Regions from separate parts of the Homo sapiens genome. Here region 1 is linked to region 2. Evidence: chromatin contacts called from ENCODE Hi-C or POLR2A ChIA-PET data. All regions are on one chromosome and are shown on one strand. The core of a region is the stretch at or near the end of the contact, and the rest is flanking DNA. Distances in the headings are between cores, read along the strand shown. Region 1 holds the start of SLCO4A1-AS2 (SLCO4A1 antisense RNA 2). Region 2 holds the start of MHENCR (melanoma highly expressed competing endogenous lncRNA for miR-425 and miR-489).

The links. A loop is a pair of places that touch in the nucleus more often than their neighbours do. ChIA-PET counts read pairs that join two places held with the same protein, here RNA polymerase II (POLR2A). Pooled maps may share reads with other maps.
Region 1: a loop to region 2 is called in a map with no recorded cell type, with 11 times the contacts of the local background. The contact joins the promoter of SLCO4A1-AS2 here to the promoter of MHENCR in region 2. A Hi-C loop is called at or near these places in 1 of 37 single-sample maps with no recorded cell type and 2 of 50 pooled maps. POLR2A ChIA-PET finds 5 or more read pairs at or near these places in 2 of 52 experiments (CD8-positive, alpha-beta memory T cell and H1).

The regions. Positions count from the first base shown.
Region 1 is chr20:62,650,142-62,654,747 of GRCh38, reverse strand. It overlaps SLCO4A1-AS2 (SLCO4A1 antisense RNA 2), which reads left to right and starts at 2,562. Exons shown (of 2, transcript NR_183965.1): 1 at 2,562-2,938; 2 at 3,240-4,606. All of the region lies in intron 1 of SLCO4A1 (solute carrier organic anion transporter family member 4A1), which reads right to left. RefSeq lists enhancers at 2,081-2,270, 3,051-3,140, 3,151-3,450 and silencers at 2,451-2,580, 2,691-2,870.
Region 2 is chr20:63,624,824-63,629,043 of GRCh38, reverse strand. It overlaps MHENCR (melanoma highly expressed competing endogenous lncRNA for miR-425 and miR-489), which reads right to left and starts at 1,809. Exons shown (of 2, transcript NR_132417.1): 1 at 1,652-1,809; 2 at 220-854. GMEB2 (glucocorticoid modulatory element binding protein 2) reads left to right here and starts at 1,943. Exons shown (of 10, transcript NM_012384.5): 1 at 1,943-2,088. RefSeq lists silencers at 1,502-1,951, 2,042-2,581.

The sequences.
Region 1 (4,606 bases), core at 1,313-3,812, 980 kb after region 2:
CCACATTGTATCACATTCAACAGGGACCCCGGCGCTTCTGGAAGCTTATTCAGCCCACGAAACATCACAACCTGGGAGGCTCCAAAACACAAAGCGTGAGAAATGCTGCCCACTGACATCAGGCTGAGGCCGGGGCCACATCAGCCATGCTCAGGGCTCTGCAGAGTCCGAAGCCCTAAGTATCCGGCCTTGGGGTCTCCTTCCAGCCACAGCCGGCGACGCGCAGAGATGCACGGAGATGCAGGGACAGCAGGCAGTCCCGTGGGGACCTGGGCTGGGTGATACCCCAGGATCCTCCTGGCAGCTCCTCACAGAGTCTGCTCACTGGGCCTGCGCTGGGGCTGGGGTGGGCGGACCGGTGCCCCCCGTGTTCCCCGGGCAGTCACGTTCACCTGGGACCTGAGCGCATGACCTTATTTGGAAAAAGCGTCTTTGCAGATGTGACAAGTGATCTGAGAAGAGATCATCCTGGATTAGGGTGGGCCCTAAACCCGGTGACAGGTGCATTTTTAGAGGAGAAGATGACACAGAGAAGGCCACCTGCAGACAGAGACAGAGACGGGCGTGGCGCTCTCAGGACCACCTGGAGCCCCGGGAGCCACTGGGGGCAGGAAGGACCCTCCTCAGAGCCCCAGGGGGAGCACAGCCTGTGTGGACTTTGGGTTCCTGGCCTCCGGAGCTGGTGGGAATAAACTATTTTTTTTTATTATTATACTTTAAGTTCTAGGGTACATGTGCACAACATGCAGGTTTGTTACATATGTATACATGTGCCATGTTGGTGTGCTGCACCCATTAACTCATCATTTACATTAGGTTTATCTCCTAATGCTATCCCTCCCCCCTCCCCCCACCCCATGGCAGGCCCCGGGGTGTGATGTTCCCTGCCCTGTGTCCAAGCGTTCTCATTGTTCAATTTCCACCTATGAGTGAGAACATGCAGTGTTTGGCTGGGAATAAACTATTTTTTAAGCCCTTTGGTGTGTGGTCATTTCTTACAGCAGCCCCCACGGAGGCAAACAGGTGTCACATATGCCCCCGAATTTGGGAGATGACAGAGGCCTGAGGAGGGCCCAGAGAGATGACCTTGGGGTTGAGGCAGAGTTAGAGCTTAACAGACACACTAACTCTAAGGTCAGCGTGGCGGGTGGGAGCGGAGGCGCAGCCGGTGATCCGCCATGGGGCTGCGAGGGGACACAGGGGCCTCAGTGAGAACCAGCCCCGGGACAGGCCTATGCTGACAGACACTACAGCATTTGGGGATGACAAATTGCTGGCTTTTTTTGTTTTGTTTTGTTTTTTAATAAAGGGGCAACTTCATCTGTGAAGGCAGATAAACCGGGCCCAGCATGGTCAGGCCGGGAGCAGGCCATGGGATCTCCCCCAGGTCCAGGCAAGGCTTGTTTTACGTCTGGAGAGATCTGGCGGTACCAGCACCCCTTCCCCAAGGCCACAGGGATCTCAGGATTGAGCCCCCAAAGCTGGGCTCTGGGTCCTCCCGCCACGTCCTCTGCCGAGGCGCGGTCCCCACAGGGCTCCTCTGTGGAATCGGAGGTCTCGCCCTCTCAGCGAATGGATGCCTCAGCCCCAGGCTCCTTGGGACGAAGGCGGGCAGCTGCTGTGAAGAATCCCGCTGGGTGGCAGGGTGCTAACACCCGCTGTGCACACTGAGCACCAGCTGTGTACCAGGCACCGTCCCAGGCCTCACAGTAGGGGAAGAAGGCCCAGGGGGGTCAGTCATTTGCTCGAGGCCACACAGCCCGCCGGTGGCAATGAGGATGCAGCCCCCGCAGTCTGGCCCCAGAGCCAAGCGTCTGCGTCACAGCTGCCTTCTGACACCTACTGAAAGAGCCGTGCACGCTCGTGTGGCACTCACGTGCAGCCGCTGTTGACCTTGGACACTGCCGGGAGGCTGTTTGAGGCCGTATTTGGAGGCCTCGGACAGCAGAGATTCCACAGCATTCATGCCTGGGGCCTGCTCCCTGGGTGCCCGCGGCCACACCCGGGGGTTTATTTACAATGCCAACACCTATCCACGAGCTGGCAGGCCAGGCTGGTTTGGGACCTGCTGCGTCAGAAAGGGAGTGTGCGTGGAAGGAGAGACATTCATATTGTAAGAGCAATGCTCCACGCCTCCCCAAGGGGCAGAGAGCCACCCACGGCCACCCACGAGCCACAGGCTTTCTACTGAAGCGAGCTGTCACAAGGATGACGTCCCAGGAGCATGTGTAACACAAGAACTCGAATGCCAGGAGTCAGCGGAAAAGCCGGAGGAGCAAGAGCCCCGGGGCGGGACTGACGAGGAGGCGCAAGGGCTCCACCGGCCGCCGGCCGCCGAAACAGAAAGCAACCTCAGAGGCCCGGAGGAGGACAGGCCAGGCTCAGAGCCACGCAGACTCCCCAGGCAGCCTGTGGGTGTGTTTCCCTCGCATTGTTTTTCTTAGTGCAGGAACACAGAGCCAAGAACTACCCTGAGGACTGCCTGGAGGTCAAGGTCCACCCACACACACAAACACGTGCACACGCACACACATAAATAGCAGAAACTTGACCTCATTTCCGGGCTGGGCCAGAACATGAAGGGAAGGAGCCTCAACAGGGCCAAGGAACAGCCTGACGCAGGCGGGAGAGTGCTCAGAGGTTCCGCCTAGCTGCACGTGCTGGCACGGGGAGGGGGGCCGAGCGGGGGTGGGGGGTGTGGGGCGGGGCAGGGTGGGGGAGGCGGGGGCAGGGGGAGTGGGTCGGATTCGGCAGCACTTCTGCAAAGGATCTGATGGGGTCCCTGGGATGCTCAATGGTGGGCAAGCCCACGTAAACCATTGCGAACCAAGACGCTGGCTGCCGTGAAACACCCGCTCAACGCCCGGGCACTGGGCTTGCCTCATACAGGCAGTTTGTTCAGCCCTGGCCTCAGGACCAGACGCTGGGGCCAAAGCAGGTAAGGGGGAAGGGGGAGGATCCCGTCTGCATAGCTTTGAGAGGAAGCCAGATTGCTAAGTTTCGTGACCAGCAATGGCCACAGAGAAACAGAAGGACTTCCTTCTTGAAAATGAAAGCCACAACTGAGAAAGAACAGGTAGTTGTAGGTGTCCAAACAGCTCCAAGCTGAAGGCTGTTTTACCTGAATTAAAAGCTCTGACATAAATATGTAAAGCTCAGCCGAAAGTTACCTATTATGCACATTTAAATCAGCAAATTTAAAATCCTCTTTTAAATATCAGCCATGTGGCTTCCGACAGATGCCCATCAGACGGCCGCAGACGATGAGAATTACATGGCACCACTCAGCTCACCAGCTGTGCACCTCCAGGGGCTTCCGTTGGGGCCTCGTTCTGACGTCTTTCTGAGATCCAGCAGCGACCTGGCTTCGGGCCAGCCTCCCTTATCTGAATCTCACGCAAGCAGCATGTGTGTGACAGTACCCATTCCATCTTCATCATGCCCAAGAGTTTCAGCTCCGGGTTCTCTTCTGAAGCTGGAAATCTTCTCTGGGAGGCCGTTTCCCCATTAAAACAGCGGTGTCTAGATTGGAAAGGGGAGGGTGGGCCTTCCATGACTCAGGGCTAAAGGACAACAGGAGCAAACATAAAAGCTGGCTATGATGGGGCGTCTGGCCTGGCTCCTGCCATCCAGGGGACAGATGGGTTGTGGAGTGACGCTGGGCAGGCAACACTCTGGACTCTCAGGGCGATGAGGAGGGTCCCACATTCATGCATTTCCCAAAGGAAGTTTCCAGGATTGTACCAAGACCTCACATGGATACGTCCTAAGCACTGGCATTTACTGAGCGTGCCGTTCTGAGCTGGTGAGCCAGAGGGATGAGAACTCTGCCTGGAGAAGTGGGTGCCCAGCATGTATGTCAAGGCTTGGCCCGGACCTGAGGGAGTCCTTGCTGAACGTGCGGTGCAGGACTTACATTTCAGGGCTAACGTTTGCCACGAAAACCAGCCCAACGTGGGACATGAAAGCATCTTAGCCGCAGCAGCCGAGTCCAGCAATGTGGACAGCCAGACGCATGCTTGGTGGAGGCAGCCAGCGCCCCCATCCTGGTCTCGGTCATCAGTTCCATCAATGACAAATGCTGCTGGGGCCCATGAGGACCACCCGCGCCACTCACATGTTGCTTTCCTTCTGCGATCTGCTAGCTTCCGAGATGGCCAAGGCAGATGCACTCATGGCTCAGTGAGAAGGTGAACGTCACCTCTGCGTTCACTGCTAATGGAGACTGGAGTAATGATGTCTGGTCCGCGTTAAGGCGGGCAGCTCGGCAGCCCACACCTTTGGTTTTCTGGTCTCAGGCCCATTATGGATAAGCTGGTGTGGGGTGGGGCAGGGGAGTTTCAGGGGCTGGAAGGGCCTCATGGCAGCCCCACGTAGAGGCTGCCTAGCCCCTGGACTGGCCCCACCAAGGGGAACAGGACATTGCAGCTGGGCTTGGGGAAGAAGGGAGGCCTGTCCTTTTGATTCTTCTTTCTGGCATCCTGTGTGTGCACGTCTGTGTAGGTGTGTGTACACATGCACACCTGCCTATAGTTTCTTTCCACTTGGAATTGGTTTTGACAAAAAGGTGCGTCAGCTTCCCAAGCTGGTCCCTGTAACAGTGAAG
Region 2 (4,220 bases), core at 560-3,059:
TTATGCCAGCAGAAGAAAGCTAAGTTATCTTGGAGGTGATTTTTCTTTTTTTTTAGATGGAGTTTCTCTCTTGTTGCCCAGTTTGTCTCTTGGAGCCCCAGAGTGAAGGAGGCAGAACAGGCCCCAGGGCTCACCCCAGGCCGACCTCGGTGGGCTTGCGCAACACACAGGCATGATGTAGCCACCCTCCCATCCCCAGGCCCCCCTCAGCACTCCTCTTCGACTTTATTGACATTTATTTCCAAAACGTGACGATAGGCAAACTCAGATAAATGACACACATAGACCGCGTGAACCCTCTCATATTTACCAGATAATAAAATAGTAGCACTGACAAAGGCTCAATTTTTTTTTTTATTCTTCCCCAGAGACAGGCTCTGTTGCCCAGGCTGGTCTTGAACTCCTGGCCACAGGTGATCCTCCCACCTTTGTCTCCCAAAGTGTTGAGGTAAAAGGCATGAGCCACCGCACTCGGCCAATCTAATTTTTAAAAACACCTTTTCCTCACTGGCTGGAGCACGTTCTACTTTACTGGGAACTGAATGAATGTGCAACTCTAATTACAGCCCCTCCGAAGTGCAGTGGCTTGGGAACCTCCCGTTCCGGGAGGCGGCCTGCAGAGCCCTCCTCCTACAAGTGTGAGCACAGGGTCAGGGTTCCATCCAAGCGAGCACCTGCTTCCTATTTTCCGACTAATTTCGGTCCCCTGATACGGAATCCGGGATCCTGCAGACAGGCAGCGGGTGACAGCAAGCACAAGGGTGTTCGATGACACCTGGAGAGGTCAGGAGAGCCAGTCCTGCGGTGCAGAGGAAGAAACCCAGCACAGAGGCCAACAGAGCCAGCCCCAGCCTCTGCCAATAAAACATATAAATGAGCCCTGGGGGCTGGAGGAGGGCCACAGGATCCAAGCTGGCTGCCGGATCCGAGTGGGATCGGGGTGCCGACTGTGGGACATGGGTGGGATGGGGTGCCGGCTGCGGGACTCGGGTGGGATCGGGGTGCGGGCTATAGGACTGGGGCGGGATCGGGGTGTCATCTATGGGATCGAGGTGCTGGCTATGGGACTGGGGTGGGATCGGGGTGCTGGCTATGGGACTGGGGTGGGATCGGGGTATCAGCTATGCTATGCGATCGGGGTGAGTGCCGGCTGTGGGATCGGGGTGCCGGCTGCGGGACTGGGGTGGGATCGGGGTGCCGGCTGTGGGACAGCGGTGGGATCGGGGTGGGTGCCAGCTGTTGGGCTGGGGTGGGATCGGGGTGCCAGCTGCGGGACTGGGGTGGGATCGGGGTGCCGGCCGTGGGACAGCGGTGGGACCGGGGTGTTAGCTATGGGATTGGGGTGGGTGCCGGCTGTTGGGCAGGGGTGGGATCGGGGTGTCGGCTGTGGGACTGCGATAGGATCGGGGTGCTGGTTGTGGGACTGGGGTGACAGCTTGAGGGGTGACCGAGCCCTCCCGGCCGCTCCCGGATGCCCCTCGCCCTCCACGCTGGGAGCGCCGTGGCTGGCTGAGCCTCTGGCATGTTCCGCGTGAGTCCGCGCACCCTACAGCGTCCTCCTCCACAGCCTCGTGTTCAGGCGTCCGCCCCGCAGGGGAGTCCCCTCGCGCCCATTCACACACAGCAGCGTCCGGGCGAGGAGCGCCCGTACCTGGAGGCCTGAAGGTACCGCCCTGCCGCGCGTGGGCACTGCTCCCTGGCGCCGTCCGTCCACTGACCATCGTCCCTCGGCCCGGCCGCCCGCGCGGGGCAGGCAACGCCCGACCGGGGGCCTCGGGGACCAGGAGGAACCTGCGGCGTTAGGAGCTGACAGTGTCGGTCCGCGCACGCGCCCCGGGGCCCGTCGGGCCTTATTTCACGGCCCCGCCTTCCTCCTCCGCGAGCGCCAAATAAGTGTCCGGCCCTCCCAGCCCCGTGCGTGCGCGGCCCCGCCGCCTGCGTCACTAGGAAGCGCGCGCCCGCGCCGCCGCCGCCGCCGAATCCCCAACAAGGAGCGAAGCCCGCGGCCGCCGCCGCCGCCCGCCGCCGCCGCAGCTCCCGACGCCGCCGCCCCCGCCGGGTGCCTAAGCAGGCCCGGCGCGGCCCCAGGTAAGCGGCGCCGGCGAGCCCGCGGCCCCCCCGCGGCGAGGCCTCTCGCTCCGCTCACGCGCCGCCGTCCAGTCAGGGGTCCCTGCGGAGCGTCAGGACGTTACGGCGGGGGGAGGGGAGGGCCGGGGGAGGGGCGGCCGCGCGGGCGGCGGCGTCAGGCGCAACGGCGGCGTCAGGCGGGCGGCGCGGGCGGTGGCGGGCGCGGGCGGCGGCGCTTCCTGCCTCCATCTTGGCGCCGCGGGCGGGCGCGGGCTCGGCCTCCAGCGGCCTCCTCGGTGGACCCATCCCGGGGGGACCACGCCGCAGGGGTGCGACCCGCAGGGACCACCCCGCAGGCACCCGACCCGCAGGGACGCGACCCACAGGGACCACCCCGCAGGCACCCGACCCGCAGGGGCCACCACGCGACCCGCAGGGGCCACCCCACAGGGACGCGACCCACAGGGACCACCCCACAGGGACGCGACCCACAAGGACCACCCCGCAGGCACCCGACCCGCAGGGACGCGATCCCCAGGGGCCACCCCGCAGGCACCCGACCCGCAGGGACGCGATCCCCAGGGGCCACCCCGCAGGCACCCGACCCGCAGGGACGCGATTCCCAGGGGCCACCCCGCAGGCACCCGACCCGCAGGGACGCGACCCATAGGGACCACCCCGCAGGCACCCGACCCGCAGGGGCCACCCGGCAGGCACCCAACTCGCAGGGACGCGACCCGCAGGGATCACCCCACTGGGACCCACTCTCAGGGACCTGACCTGCAGGGACCACCCCACAGGGGCCCGCGTCACTGTAGGCTCACAGGCGGGACCTGGATCTGTGTAGACCCATGGTGGTGTGGACCCTGTTGGTCGGAGCTGATTTGTTGTGGGCCCGTCGTCAGTCATGGCATGTTATCTATTTGGTTACTGTGTAATTCATGCGTGACTGAAAAGTCGTGACTGACTTTTCTGTTGAACCAGAATTCTCTTTCTTTGCTAACACTTCAAATACAACAGTTTCAATTACATCAGTGTTGACCGTGCCGGTCAAGAATACTAGTTTAAAAATATTTTCTTGGGCCAGGTGTGATGGCTCACACCTGTAATCCCACCACTTTGGGAGCCCGACGTGGGCGGATCATGAGGTCAGGAGTTTGAGAGCAGCCTGGCTAACACGGTGAAACCCTGTCTCTACTAAAAATACAAAAGTTAGCCGGGCGTGGTGGTGTGCACTTGTAATCCCAGCTAGTTGGGAGGCTGAGGCAGGAGAATTGCTTGAACCCAGAAGGCAGAGGTTGCAGTGAGTGGAGATGGTGCCATTGCACTCCAGCCTGGGTGACGGAGCAAGATTGCGTCTCAAAAAAAAAAAAGTAAAATAAAATATTTTCTCATATCTGATTTACCTAATAATTTGGAAACTCACTTCACACTAGTGGGGAACCCAAGCCTTGGGATCAAAGCTGGGTGGGTCTTGGCTTCAACACAGAAGGGGCTGTGGAGAGGCCAGGTGTAGTGGCTCACACCTATAATCCCAGCACTATGGGAGGTCAAGGTGGGAGGATCACTGGAGGTCAGGAGTTCGAGACCAGCCTGGCCAACATGATGAAACCCCGTCTCTACCAAAAATGCAAAAATTAGCTAGGCGTGTTGGGTGCCTGTAGTCCCAGCTACTCGGGAGGCTGAGGCAGGAGAATCACTTCAACCCGGGAGGCGGAGGTTGCAGTGAGCCAAGATTTTGCCATTGCACTCCAGCCTGGGTGACAGAGCGAGACTCCATCTCAAAAAAACAAAGAAGGAGCTGTGGAGAGAGGAGGGGGTGCTCGCCCTTGGGAAGGCAATAGGGCGAGGTGCTCTATTCTATAGTGCTTCTTCTGTGTCTAAAGAGCATTGTATCAAGGACTTGCACTATTTTCTGTGAGGTAACTTTTGTGCATATTGCTTTGAACCTTTAATATAGTTGCCATTGGAGGCCAGGCTCAGTGGCTCACGCCTGTAATCCCAGCACTTTGGGAGGCAGAGGCGGGCGGATCACGAGGTCAGGAGATCGAGACTGTCCTGGCCAACATGGTGAAACCCCGTCTCTACTAAAAATACAAAAATTAGCCGGGCGTGGTGGTGGGCGCCTGTAATCCCAGCTACTCAGGAGGCTG